Regions from separate parts of the Homo sapiens genome. Here region 1 is linked to region 2. The links are chromatin contacts, found by Hi-C or POLR2A ChIA-PET in ENCODE. All regions are on one chromosome and are shown on one strand. The core of a region is the stretch at or near the end of the contact, and the rest is flanking DNA. Distances in the headings are between cores, read along the strand shown.

Region 1 (7,097 bases), core at 798-3,297, 240 kb after region 2:
TGGCAGGCAAAGGTTGCAGTGATCTGAGATCACACCACTGCACTCTAGCCTGGTAACAAAGCGAGACTCCACCTCAAAACAAACAAACAAACAACATAAAAAAGAATCAGAACATAGATGTGTTCTGCTCTTTGCTCTGGTTGCTGGACAGCTGACAGCCACGTTGTTGTAGGGCATACAGCAATTCTGAACCTTGGAGCACACCCCTGGTGGCCTGGATCTGGTGTCCACTTGTTTTCTTCCATTTCTCATCTATTTATTTTCAGTGTTTTTCATGGCATATCTCTTATTTGTATGTCACATTGCATCTTTTTTCAAATGAAAACTGAGAGGCTAACTGCCTTGCCCAAGCTCACACAGCTTATCAGTGAGGAATACAAGATTCAGAGCCTAAGCTCTCCCATGCCCCCTCCCTAGTCTTGAGTAAGGCCCATGAAAGACTTGGCTGTGCGCACAACACTGGGAATTGGTAGGAAGTGACCATTATTGGACAGCAGTGATTTGACCTAATCATTTCCTCTTCTTATGCTTGTTTCTTGCTGGCTTGCCTTCTCCACACCCACCCTATAGTGCCCCTTCCTTACTCTCCAAAACTCTTCATCAACTCCCCAAATCCAAGACCTATAATCTATGACTGACAGCTCCAGCTTCTAAATAACCAGGTATATAGGAACAATGCCCCAATAGCCATAGCAACAGGGGTGGGTGGCATTCCAGTATATTGCATCTGTCACAGCCCCCATTTCCACCCGCCATCCCCACATACAGTAGAACCCCAGCCACAGGAACTCAACTGAATATGGCCTTGCTAACTCACACACAAACCCCAGCAGCTGCATCCATCTCTTTGAAATGAGGCTTTCATGCTGTGGCTGCCACATGGGCTCCAGATGGCATTCCAAGCAGGAAGAAAAAAACTAGGAGGAGGAAGGGACAACAACAATATCAGGAAGGGAAAATTTCCCAGGAATCCTCAGCAGACTTCTACTTAGGTCTCATTGGCCAGGACTGTGCACCTGGCCACCCCTAGCTGCAAAGGAGGCTGTCTTGAGTACAATCATGGCCAGAGAAAGGAGGAGAGATGGGTTTTGGGTAATCTGCCACACCAGAGAGGCCACCCTAAATCCCTGGGTTGAGTATAAGGTGCAGAAAACAGGCAGCAGAAGGGGAGCACCAGGGTCAAATAGATGAAGATGGTCATTTAAAGGGATGCAGTGGTCATTATGTGGCATCCCTAGACTCCCCTCTGGCACTGAAGGGCTCATCTTCCCAGTGCTTGGAGTTCTGCTAACATACCCCAAGCTCTCAGCCTTCTTTGGGAATCATGTTGGCTGAAAAGAGTCACCTTGCCCAAAGTCATGCCCCTGTCCAGGGGCAAGGGCGGCCCTCATCCATTGCCTCATCCCTGCATAATTTTGCAGGCCCATCCTAGCCCCAGAGTGCCATGTGGGGTAGGCTGAGGTTTTGAGACTGCGTGGCCTCCCCCTCTCTTTTCCCACATCCTCTCCTCCCCTTCCCTTCCTCCCACGGCCCTAGAGCGCTCCTGATAAGCATCCAGCAGGGTGATCTCCCTAAGCCACAGCCTGCACCAAAGAACAAACCACTCTTTTTTTCTAGTTAAACCTCACTGGCATCTGCTGAGTGCTGGGTGTGTTTGAGGCACTGAGCCAGGTGCTGGGAGTGGAGGGAATGGGTGATCCAAACATGAGTAAGATCAGTTCCCACCTTCTAGAATCTCACAGCCCAGTGCATGGAACTGGGAAAACACGTGACTCCGAGACAAGACAACAGATAGTAAGATAAATACAAAGTGTGATGGCTACTCAAAGGAGGAAGACGTTATAAATGTTTTGATAGGAAGTGGAGAGAGATTAGGAAATCTGGAGATGCTGCACATGGGAGGGAGACTTTGACAGGCCTCTGAAGGATGGCTGGGTAGAGCCCATGGCAGACAGCACTCCAGGCAGGACCGGCCTAAGCAAAAGCGCAGAGGGCTCAGCATGGGCCATGTCCAGATGGCAACACAGATCCAGTTTGGCCACAATGGGAAGTGAAACAGAGCACAAGTTAAGAACATGAGCTTCCAAGTCAGACAGTGCTGTGCTCAACTCGCAGCTCTGCCCTCTCTAAGAGAGGGATGTCAGCAGGTAACTTAACCTCCAACAGCCATGGTTTTCTTATCTGTAAATCAGGAATTGCAACACCCCCCTCTGCCCCAGGGGTCATTGTGGGGACTGAATAGTGGAAATATTAAACTACTACATGAACTCTTCGAGGAGCAGGAGGCTCCGTTGACACCCTAGTTTTTATTATACAAGCAGAAATATTAAGGCTACTTCTGCAGCCACTGGTTCTCAAAGTCAGATCCCTGATCAGCAGCATCCCATTACCTGCGAGCCTGCTAGGAATGCAGAATCTCAGGCCCCAACCCCAACCCAGACCTGCTGAATCAGAAATTCTGGGTGCGGCATCCAGCAGTGTATATTAATGAAGGGAGCTGAGGCACATGAAAACCTGAAAACCTCTGGGTTAAGCCAACAGAGGAATTTATTTTAAGGGTACAGGAGCTCTTCATGGAATTCAAAGACAGGTGCAGCAGGGCCTCAAAAAAGGGCGGCTGACAGAGATGGGAGACTGGGGCAACAAGGATCTCCTTCTGCTTCTCTCATCTCAACTTATCTTTTAACCTCTGCCTCTCTCTTCCTGTGGCTGCGAATAAGCTTTCTTTATGTCTTACTTCCACCAGCTGAGGGTTTCTATCGTAAAGGGTGAAATCTGAGAGGCTGAAATCTGTTTGTCTCCACTCCAGGTCACCCTGGAAGCCGCTCATTGGCCCAGATGGAGTTCGGTGCCTCTACCTGGGCCGCTTAATGTGGTTTAGAGGCTGAGACACTTAGTCTGAGTATAGGTGCTCTTGCCCAAACCAAATGGATGAAAGTGAGGTGCCGATTCAATGGGGTCTCCTATGCTAGGAACACCAGCCAGTCAGGTGCTGGAGAAAGAGATCAAGTTGAGACTGTGGAATTTAGGAGACTGTGGCTTTGAGACTAGTTCCATAGAACAGTGGTTCTCAAAGTGTGATCCCCAGACCAGCAGTCTCAGCCACATGATGTCAGAAGTGCAGTCTTGGCCCCAACCTACCCCAGAGCTACTAAACCAGAAACTCTCTTGGTGGCCTTGTCAATCCTTGCTTTAACAAGGACAAGTTAGAGAACCACTGTCAGGGAGGGCACAGAAAGAGGTAAAAAAAAAAAAAAAACTTTTAAATGAGAGAGACACATCATTTCTGTAGCCTCGTCCGTCTTTCACTCCATTTTCTTAGAATCATAATGAAACAGGCAAACGAGACATCAGAGGAAAACACATCCAGGGTGATGGCTCCCCCTTCTTTTCTTTCCTTAGTGCACAGTGCACATAGTAAAAGACAACTTCCCAAATTATGCAGGCTGTTAGAGCTGGAATAGAGCCTGATCTTCCCTCTTTACTTTTGGGGAAACCAAGGTCCTGAGGGATAGCATTTCAGAACCAGTGTCTCATTTACTGGCAGAGAAGGGACTGAATCTCAGGCCCCCTAACTTCAAGCAGTCATGATTTAAAAATGGAACTTGTCTAAGTCAAAGAGAAAAGTAACTGAGAAAGTAGATTCAAAGGCAGTCATACAAGACCTGCATAGAAAATTAAAAGCAATGCAGCCCTGGCCAGTGGAGTTAGCATCTACAGTGTCATTTTGTGGAATCCCAAACCGAATTATCAATCCCCGACATCCATGGTCAAGCCTTAAATTCCATCGTTATGATGACTAAGAGCTTTTTTCACTCACCACAAACCAGGTAAACCTAAACCACTGCCACCTCAAAATTAGAACATCCAAGGCTTTAACAAGAAAGGAAAAGAGAGGAGAGGAAGGAGACATCTTGTAGAGACATAACAAAAGAAAAAGACAGCTCATAAGTTCTTATATTGAAGTAGATCTGCCAAGTATCCAACAAGGGAAAAACAGCTAGAACATTGCACAGAGTTGTGAAAATCACCTACTTTAAAGTCTGAGCTTTGTAAAACTGCAAAAAGAGAGATACTCTTGGCAGTTAGTGTGTCAGCCTTAATAAAAGGAAGTGGCAAGTCTAGCCTGTGTCAGGGTGGATTAGCATGGCCTGTGTGGGATGCAAAAAGGACAGCAGACGACAAAAAAAAAAAAAAAAAAAAACATGAATATTACAAGGATTAAAAAAGAGGAACCAGACTGAACCAAAACGAAGAGATCTTTCTTTGGTCTTAGCTATGGGTTTTACCAAGATGTGGATGAGGAGGGGTGGGTATGGCTGGTTGTGCAGGTTGCCCTAAACAGTTGCACTGGCACTCTTGCCAGTGGGATAGGTGCAGAACTAAGTCCATCTGGTGCTCTGCTCATCAATCCATGCTCAGACCAGCCCGAGGGGACGGGGTGGTGAATGTTCCTAATCTTCCAAGGCCAGCAACAGGCTGAGGTTATAAGTGACAGAATCACCTAGCTGGCTTGCTTTTGATACTTGTTCTTTGATAGATGTATGTTCAAATTAACTGTTGGCAACCTGTACATTTCAAAGAATGACTTCGAGTCTTTTCAACTAATTTTCTTATTTTCTTCATAAACTTCCAAACTCAGGATATCCAATCAACCCTTTAGAGTCAATGGCTTGGTGCCTAGACAGAGCAAAATGAGAATCTCCCTTTCACAGAATGACACGAAGGAACAGATTCCCTCTTACAAAGAAGCACCAATTACAGGATAATCCCTTTTTTCTGGAGCCAGATTCAAACTCAAATTATTATTATTTTGTTTAATTTCATTGCTTGTTTCTGAAAATGCTTTTTTTGTGGGGGTGGGGATCCTTAGGGATTTTGCTGTTCTGGTTCGGGGTTTGCTTTCCTACTGCCTTTCATGATACCTCCATGCTTGCTGTGACTAGGATCCGTCAAGCACCCTTTACTTTTAGAAATTCTTCCCAAACACTCAAAATTACAGAAGCAGAAATAGCAGTGTCCTCCTCTCTCCAACAAGGAACAGGAAAGAAACTTGCCTGAAAAGGAGAAGCTGGTTTCCAATAAGTACAAACTAGAAGAGATGACTTGTTTGCTGTTTGGAAATTTGGAACCTTCGCAACTAGACTGTTTGTGGCAGTGAGGCTGGTGCCACCCATGTGCTTAGCATCAATAGTGTGGCCTGGGGCTACGTCTACGACCTGACCACTTAACACCATCGCGACTGCTACTGTCCTCGTCCAAGCCACCATCACAGGTGGGGCTTGCTTCCCTCCTCTGCCCTTCCTGTAATAGGCTATGCTCAGTGCAGCAGCCAGAGATCCTGTTAAAACATCCATCCCTCCACTACCCAGAGCCCTCTACTAGCTCCCCAGCTGGTTCCCAGTAAAGGGAAAAGCCCTTCCCATGGCCTGCTAGGCCCCACAAGACCTGGCTCCCAACCCCCTGCTCTGCCTTGGGTCCCACCACCACACTCCCCCTCACTTCCTCTGCTCCAGCCACACCCTGGCTCTCTTGCTGTTTCTTTCTTTCTCTCTTTCTTTTTTTTTTTTTTTTTTTAGAGGGAGTTTCACTCTTGTTGCCCAGGCTAGAGTGCAATGGCAAGATCTTGGCTCACTGCAACCTCTGCCTCCCGGGTTCAAGCAATTCTCCCTGCCTCAGCCTCCCAAGTAGCTGGAATTACAGGCGTGTGCCACCACGCCCGGACAATTTTTGTATTTTTAGTAGAGACAAGGTTTCACCATGTTGGCCAGGCTGGTCTTGAACTCCTGACCTCAGGTGATCCACCCACCTCAGCCTCCCAAAGTGCTGGGATTACAAGCGTGAGCCACCGAGCCCGGCACCCTTGTTGTTTCTTTGTGCCCATGTATAGAAATTTCTCTAGGCCGGATGTATACCTAAAAATAGAAGCGCTGATCAGGGCATCTCTACATTTTATAGATATGCCAAATTTCTTACAAATGGGTTTGTAATTTAAATTTCTACCCACATCGTGGGAGATGGTAGCTTTTGTCACGTTCTCTCCAATACTTGGCTTTATCACATATTTTAATTTTTACTAATCAGATGTGTGGGAAATGTGAACCCAACACAGGTTCAATCTACATTTTATTGATTATAATGAAAGTTGAGCTTATTTTCATGTTTATTGGTTATTTATATTTCCTATTCTGGAAATCTGCTGGGAAAGAGAGGAAACTGAGATAATGCGATTTCTTTAAAAGTTTATTCAGTTTTTCTATTTCTCATGAGTTGATTTTGGAAATGCATAATCTTCTAGAAAGTTATTCATTTCATCCAAATTTCCAAATGAATTGGCGTAAAGTTACTCCCTCTGTTCTCTCCTGAGGCCTACCCTCTATCCCATTTAGCTATCTTTTGTTGTTGCTTTAATATTACTTATTTGTACCTTTTCTCATTTCTTTTCATCACTCTTGTTAAAGGTGAGTTAATTAAGACTGAATAGCCTCAGATTAGGCTACTCACAGAGTTATGAAAAGAAGTTGCAGTTTTCAGAATCTTAGATTTCAGAAGAGTAAATGGCAAACTATGGATCCATGTTTTCATTTTCATTTAGTTTTAAATATTTTGTAACTTTTGTTCTGCTTTCATTTTAACTCATAAGTCCTTTAGAAATTTACTTATTATTTTATTTTATTATTATTATTATTTTTGAGATGGAGTCTCGCTCTGTCGCCCAGGCTGGAGTGTGGTAGTGTGATCTTGGCTCACTGCAACCTGCACCTCCCAGGTTGAAGTGATTCTCCTGCCTCAGCCTCCCGAGTAGCTGGGATTACAGGCACCCACCACCACACCCAGCTAATTTTTGTATTTTTAGTAGAGACAGGGTTTCACCATGTTGCCCAGGCTGGTCTCCAGCTCCTGACCTCAAGTGATCCACCTGCCTCGCCCTCCCAAAATGCTGGAATTACAGGTGTGAGCCACCACACCTGGCCAGAAACTTATTTTTAGCTTCCAAACACATGTTCTTCTGCTTTTTGCAATCTATATGAAGGTGATTTTTAATCTAATAAACTGGTCAGAAAGTGTGGTCTGTATGATACAGTTACTTGCAAACT
Region 2 (7,534 bases), core at 310-2,809:
ACTGGTTTCCCTGAAGAAGAAATTCTGCCTGTGGATTGCAGTTAGCCTTTACCTGAGAGTTCCAGCCTGCTCTTCCCGATGGCTGCCCTGCAGAGTTTGGATTTCCCTAATCAGTCCCTACAATTGTGTAAGACAATTTCTTGCAATAAATCTCTATCTAGTACCTATTATCATCTTATCTGTCTGTCTATCTATCTATCTATCTATCTATCTATCTATCTATCTATCTATCTATCTACGCATCCATCTATCTATCTATCTGCCATCTATGTATCTATCATCTATCGATCATCTATCTTGCTACCTATCTCCTACATCCTACTGGATATCCTACTGGTTCTGTTTCTCTAGTGAAAGCCTGACTCATATGGATTTAGGTAATGGAAGTGGTTCTAAAAGAACAAAATCTTAAGGATGAATTTTCTGAATTGCCTCTCTCGTATGATTCAATTTAAGGCCAGTAATGACTCTATTTCCATTGGTAAAGAGGGCATGGAATGAGGTGGCAAAATATTCCTGGATATTCCTGATCAAATGCTTATTAAAGGTAAGGTTCTGGTGATCATGTATTTGATACCTTTGGGGCATTTAGTCAAAATAAGGTGTATAGTGAGATTGGCTGGTTGCTCCTGACTATGTTAGAGAAAGTGGAGAAGGAAAAGGATGAACTCAGGGCTTCAAATTGCCAGCTGAGCTCCACATATATGATCCAAAAGCTTCTATGTCTGTCCTTAAAGAAACCCTGTCTCTGTAGATGCAGGACTGGAATTTCTGAAAACCAAATCCTGAGTCTTATCCTGCAAGTGGCTGTATTACAATGCAAATTGAATTCACAACGTTGCAGGGCATCTTCTGATTTTATTTTATTTTAGACAAGGTCTTACTCTGTCACCAGGGCTGGAGTGCAGTGGTGAGATCATGGCTTAGTGCAGCTTCTACCTCCTGGGCTCAAGCGATCCTCCCACCTCAGCCTCCTGAGTAGTTGTAGTCCTGAATAGCTGGGACTATAGACGGGTGCCACCATGCCCAGCTAGTTTTCCTGTATTTTTGTAGAAACAGGGTTTTACCATGTTGCCTAGGCTGGTCTTGAACTCCTGAGGTCAAGGGATCCACCCACCTTGGCCTCCCAAAGTGCTGGGATTACAAGTGTGAGCCATGATGACCGGCCATAGGGTGTCTTCTGTTAGAGTGAAGGCATTGATTGGGAAGTAATGGGCTCTTCAAAATCAGAGTGGGGACATATGAAAAGATCCTAAGGAAGGTGGGGTCATTACATCCCTAAATATTGTTGAGTCTTCTTTGCCAGCAGAAGCAGCCCTTTTACTGCTGTCTGACCCACTAAATCCTAAGGTGGGGTGTGCACAATAGCACTCCATCATCAAATGGAAATGGTAAATATGAGACAGGCCCGAGCCAGCCTTGAAGGCACAAGAAAGTTAGCTGAGGAAGTGGCCCATATACCTATAGAGCTGATTCTTCCTACACTGCCTTCTCTGTCTCAGCCTGTACCTATGGCCTCATGAAGAATTCCCTGTGATTAGCTGAATGAGGAAGAGAAAAACTCAAGTTTGCTTATAGTTGGTTGTGCACAATATGCAGGCATCACCCAAGATGTTCAGGTGTAGCAATACATCTTCTCTCTGGGTCATTCCTAAACCACAGTGATGAGAAGAAATACTCCCAGTAGGCAGAACTTGGAGCATTGCACTTGGTTGTTCATTTTGCTTGGAAGGAAAAATAGGTACTTAAACTCTCAATCACATTATTTATAGACAGTCTCAGGGTTCAGTCCCACAAATTGCAGCCTGTGAACATTTGAATTTGCTAGTTGATTTCAGAAAGAAAATCTTAGTTCCCAATTTCTAATTTCAGTGACAATGATGTTAAAAAAAAAACTTTCACTCTTACTTCTATATAACATGCAGTATACGTATTCCATTTCCCACTTTTAGCAAAAAAGAGGAAATGGTGCCTGGCTACTTTTCACTTCCACTTGGCTGAGGACTGAATACTCATGACCAATGTCCCTGACAAAGTTTTTGTGTTTGTGTATACACCTTTATTGAGGTGTGTGTAAATAAACGTTCCACCAAAGAAACAAAACCAGAAGAATGGATATCTACAGCTATCGTCTATATTTATATCTATATCTATCTTTACAATAAGAAAGTCATACTTTCTATTAACATGATACAACTGAAATTGTGCTAACCTTTTCCCTGGAACAGGTTGCAGTGTCCTTGAGTGATAGTAGTTCTTTCCCTAGATACCTTGTAACTTAAATACTAGGACGTAAAGTCAATCACTGTTAATACATCTTATGTTAGATGATAAGAGTATAAAGAGGGAAAAACTCAAAAATATTTGCTTAATGCATATCTATCCGTACAAACATATAACAAAATAGAAAGAAATACTCATATATAGTCCTCATTTCTGCATCTGGTCATATGGTCATAGCTGTTTATATAACATAGCTGTATCTATTTATAGATACCTTCTTCCACTACCCATGACTTATTCCTTTTGCCCTCAGTAAGCACCTAAGCTTGCCATGGTTCTTTGCTTGGTGGGTGACCCCAATCTTCATTTCTGAAACCTGGGCCATTAGCAGTTCTTCCTGAACTCGGTTGTAGTTCTCCATTGACTTTAATCACAGGACATGGTAGTACTAATAGGTGCCCTAAGGAATCTCTTGTATTACAAATATACTTTGTCTTCTTCTATTGTGTAGTAGCAGCCCAATTTCCCTTTGGTAATCAGGATCAATCATCCCAACCAACACAGCACTCCCTTATTTGCCTGTTAATTCATAGGTAAGAGGAGCCCAAAGTGGCAGGGTGGCAGTTTTAACTTGTAATTCAATGGAATCATTGTTGAATCTCCTGGTGGAAGCATTCCTCCCTTTGTAACTAAGACCTGTAGACCAGCTGAGCATAAGGTCACAGGAACAGAAGCAAACATTTTGCTAGGGGATTACCTATGGTAATAGTGAGTGGTGCCACTCCCATTTCTATCTCCTGATTCCTGGACCGGTGACTCCTGGCTATGGAGAAACAGTATGTATATTGGATGCTGATTTACAGCACACACATCCTCCTGGAGGACGCTTCCCCAGTACTACAAGATATTGCCATCTGGCTGCCACCATAATTGAGTCTTCACAGGCCATTCCACTATTCTATCAAGCCTGCTGCTTCAGGATGATGGGGAATATGGTTAGTCCAGTAAATTGAATAGGCATAAGCCCACTGCCACACTTCATTTGGTGTGAAGTGAGTTCCTTACTCAGAAGTAATGTTATGTGGGAATACCATGATGGTGGAAAAAGTATTCTTCAAGTCCACAGATGGTATTATTACTATTTTATTTTTTATTTTTTGCAGAAGCATTGCATTCAGAAAAAGCAAATCCTTTTTGGTGGGGGGAATGGGAGGAAAGCAAATCTGTGTCCAGAGTAAGTGTCTATTCCAGTAAGAACAAAACACTGCCTCTTCCATGATGGAAACAGTCCCGTGTAGTCAGCTTACCACTAAATAAGCTGGCTGATCACTCTGGGGAATTGTCCCTATCAGAGACTCAGTGTTGATCTTTGCTTCTGGCCAACTGAATGCTCAGCAGAGGCTGCAGCCAGGTCAGCCTTGGTGAGTGTAAGTCCATGTTGCTGAGCCCATGCATAACTTCAATTCCTGCCACCATGGCCACTTTGTCCATGAATCTGTTGGGAGATGACAGGAGTGTCTGGAGAAAGAAGCTAACTGACTCACAGAGTGGATCATCCAAACCACTTGATTATTAAAAATTTCCTCTACTGAGTTCACCCTTTGGTGAACATTCACGTGGGACATTCCCCTGCATTCCCTTCTCTCTTATGGGATGTTGCTCAACTTCCTTGCTGAGAACCTTTGGGCTGAAGCATGGCTTCCAAGGACTCCTTAGGACAGTCCTTTTAAAATCAGAAGATACAGCCATATCTCAGTGAAGCTGGAGCCTGGGGTCCTGCGAGGGGAAAGGAATATGGGGAGTTAGAGGTACAGAGGATGGGGGTTAGGCGGCTGATGCCAGAAGGAGTCATGGGGGTGCCAGGCCTGGGCTTCTTTCCCTGGTCTCCTGGGCATCTGGGCATGGTGACTGAGAAAGCCCCAGGTGAGTGTAAAGCATTGGAATGGGGGCTTGAATTCAGAGGCCCAGCTAGGTCCAGCACTGTGGGCAAAGCTGGATTTGAAGAGTCTGGCATAGAAGGTATCTTCTCTGGGATGGATTCCATCCCCGGAACCCCTAAGGGAAGGGTTTTGTGTGGCAAAGGATCATGAAGGGAGTGCCATAAGCTTTTGGAGGTGTCAGCCAGACTCCAATTTGGACAGTGCCCATTACATACAGAAGACGTTGAGTCAGCAGAATTGGGCCCAGGGCACCTCTGGGACTTTGGGGCTTTTTCAGTGAGTGGTTAGGGTTCAGGAGAAAATAGATGGTTTCTGAACTCCTTGGGGAGATGCAGGCCTCCTGGAAGCAGGACCAGTGGATGTGAGTCCCTGCAGCAGCCATGGACATGCCCGCTCAGCTGTCCTTCAGGAGACCCTGCTGCAGGATGCATGGTGGAATGATGGCCTCAGCTACTTCCACCATGAACACTGAGGCCACATGCCAGTCTCCCCACACCCCCCACTACTTCTGGCTAATGACTGAACTTGGAGCCCTCCCATTCTTGCCTGGAGCAGAACTCCTCTAAGGGCAACTTTTGCCCTGGGTCTCCCCATTGGCCTTGCCAAGACTTCCTCAGAACTTTCTATGTTACGGTCTAAGGTTCAACCTCCTGGATCCTTTTTCCTTCCCCCTTCCTTTTATAGGTGCTGGATCTGCATCTCTGTCTAAAGGCTCTCCCTGCCTACTTTTGCTCCTTCTCCCGTTACTCTTTTGGGAATTTTCCCCAATAGTTCTCTTGTATCTCTAATTCCCTCTTGGGGTTCACTTTTGAAATTCCAACAGAACAGGAGCTCAGGGCCATTCTGGCTTCTCAAGCCTAACATGGGCCATCCTTTCCCCAGGAGGCAACAGGGCCTTGTGGAAAGGAGCAGAAAGGAGGTTGGCAGCATCCAGAGGGCCTGTCGTCTCCGATGGAACTCCTAGCCTATCTCTGGGCTGGGGTGGCTCTAGTGGTGGAAGATAGGAGAGTTGGTTTTGGATCTGGGCAGAAGTATGCAGGAGCTGGCTCATACCAGTTTGTGTTCTATTTTTAGGAAAGTTGCAAGCTTGAAATCAGCCAAAGTGGAAGTATTTGGACCTCAAGACAAACACTGCAAATCAGAGCTTTTTCCTTTAGAGACCTGGTTGTTAAAATTTACTAGCACACCACTGAATGGAAGGTTATCATTTTCTTAGAATTGCTATTGGGATAAAGTTCCGAATTATTATCCTAGCTGCTATAGCTCTATCATTCAGGGTCCCAGTAGGAATCAAGTGGCTCTCTCAAAAAGGTAATTGATGACAATTCAAGGAAGAGACCATTTACAAAGGTGTGGCAGGATATAGGGAATGCAAGAAGGGATGGTAAAGTATCCCTGATCTAACAATAGTGGGAAGCTGCTACTAATCCTAGGCCTGAGCACATAGGAGAAAGAGCCATTGGAGAACCTAGTAAGACCTAAAGCCTTAGGAGAGGGCTGCTTGGCAGGGCACACAGCCGTGGGCAGAGGAACATGGTTACTTTCACCCCAGTCCAGCAGAGACGAAACCAGAAAAATACATACTCCACTTTCTTTTTCCCCCGACCCCTGAGTTCCCCTGTCTAAACTCCTGCTGGTGCCTCCACTGTCGCCAACCAGGAGAAAAGGGAACTGTGGGTGCAGCTCATACACATCAGTCCTCAGAAGCACAAGGCAGGTGGAAAAGGTGGAAGGTGGATCTACATGAACACCCAAGGGCAGAGCCTCGGGTGATCTGTCCTTATGCCACCTGCCCAGCCTAACTCGATGCCCACTGCCCTTGCCCACTGCACTGTGGGGCACACACTGTTTCCTCTGCCTGAAAACTCTCTCACGTCCCCCTTCCCCTAGTTCATTACTTCTCATCTTTGGCTTAAATGTTAACCTCCTAAACATGTAATCCTCTTTGTTGATTGTACCCTTTGGCACACTGTTGTTTATCTGCTTATGGCAAATCTTTTTTCCCAATGGTTATTACTAATATTTTTTGAGACAGGGCCTCGCTCTGCCACCCAGGCTGGAGTGCAGAGGTGCAATTATGGCTCACTACAGCCTTGACCTCCTCCCAGGCTTGAGCAATCCTCCCACCTCAACCTCCCTAGTAGCTGGGACTAAAGGTGGATGTTACCATGCCAGGATAATTTTTTTATTTTTAGTAGAGACAAAGTCTTGCTGTGTTGCCCATCCTGGTCTCAAACTCCTGGCCTCAAGTGATCCTCCCACCTTGGCCTCCCAAAGTGCTGGGATTACATGTGTAAGCCAATGTGTCTGGCCCCTAATGATTATTTAACAATAATAATACCAGTATTCAACATTGACTGAACACATATCATGTGCCAGGCACTGCGTAATTATTTGTTAGACTCTTTTAGACTACAGTCTCCATAAGGGCAGGGATCATGTCTCTGTATTGTTCATTGGTCTGTCTCTCCAGTGCCTAGGGCAGTAGCTGGCACATACCAGGAACTCAACAAACATGTATGGAGTAAAAAAATCCCACAATGAGCCTTGCAAGTTTTTCCTAGCTCTCTTGTATCATGGGAGGTTAAATATGGCTGCAAATTCTTTACTGCTCCTCCCACTGAGAGATGAAGTCCAATTCCACTCCCTTGAAATCCCTCATTGACTTGCTTGACTGATAGAATGTGGCTGGAGTGACATTCTTGGACTTGTAGCTCATAAGAAGCCTTGCAGCTTCCACCTGGGTCTCTTGGAACATTCTCACTTGGTGCTCTGACCACCACTTTCGAAGTGCGACACATGAAGCCACCATGCTGGTGAGGCCACATGCAGGAATGGTAGATGGTTCCAGCTGCGCCTAGCTCTCCAGCCTTCTCTGCTCAGCCCCAGGTATCCACCAGCTCAACAGCACCAAGGGACCCCCACTGATGCCACTTGGAAGAGTTACCCAGGGCGGGTGCAGTGGCTCACGCCTGTAATCCCAGCACTGTGGGAGGCTGAGGTGGGTGGATCACCTGAGGTTGGGAGTTCAAGAACAGCCTGACCAACATGGAGAAACCCCGTCTCTACTAAAAATACAAGATTAGCCGGGTGTGGTGGCGCATGCCTGTAATCCCAGCTACTCGGGAGGCTGAGGCAGGAGAATTGCTTGAACCAGCAAGGTGCAGGTTGTGGTGAGCCAAGATCCCGCCATTGCACTCCAGCCTGGGCAACAAGAGAAAAACCCTGTCTCAAAAAAATAAAGAAATAAAAAAAAAGGAAAAAAAAATAGAGTTACCCAGCCAAGCTCTACTCAACTTTCTGGGTCACAAAATTATAAGATCTAATAAAATGGTTCTTTTAAGCCTCTACATTTTGGGGCACTTTGTTAT

Evidence for each region. Hi-C counts contacts between places; a loop is a spot of excess contacts on that map. ChIA-PET counts read pairs that join two places held with the same protein, here RNA polymerase II (POLR2A). Pooled maps may share reads with other maps.
Region 1: a map with no recorded cell type shows a loop between it and region 2 (11-fold over the local background). The contact joins two enhancer-like sites. A Hi-C loop is called at or near these places in 2 of 37 single-sample maps with no recorded cell type and 7 of 50 pooled maps. POLR2A ChIA-PET finds 5 or more read pairs at or near these places in 2 of 52 experiments (T-cell and naive thymus-derived CD4-positive, alpha-beta T cell).

What each region holds. Positions count from the first base shown.
Region 1 is chr3:46,296,193-46,303,289 of GRCh38, forward strand. No RefSeq gene overlaps it. Among named protein-coding and RNA genes, the nearest start is that of CCR2, 54 kb to the right of the region's middle. Within about 2 kb of position 2,048, at least 5 of the 41 ENCODE cell types and tissues checked have a DNase peak (open chromatin) inside an H3K27ac peak, as active enhancers do.
Region 2 is chr3:46,057,697-46,065,230 of GRCh38, forward strand. It overlaps a transcript of XCR1 not described here. Among named protein-coding and RNA genes, the nearest start is that of XCR1, 34 kb to the left of the region's middle. Within about 2 kb of position 1,560, at least 2 of the 41 ENCODE cell types and tissues checked have a DNase peak (open chromatin) inside an H3K27ac peak, as active enhancers do.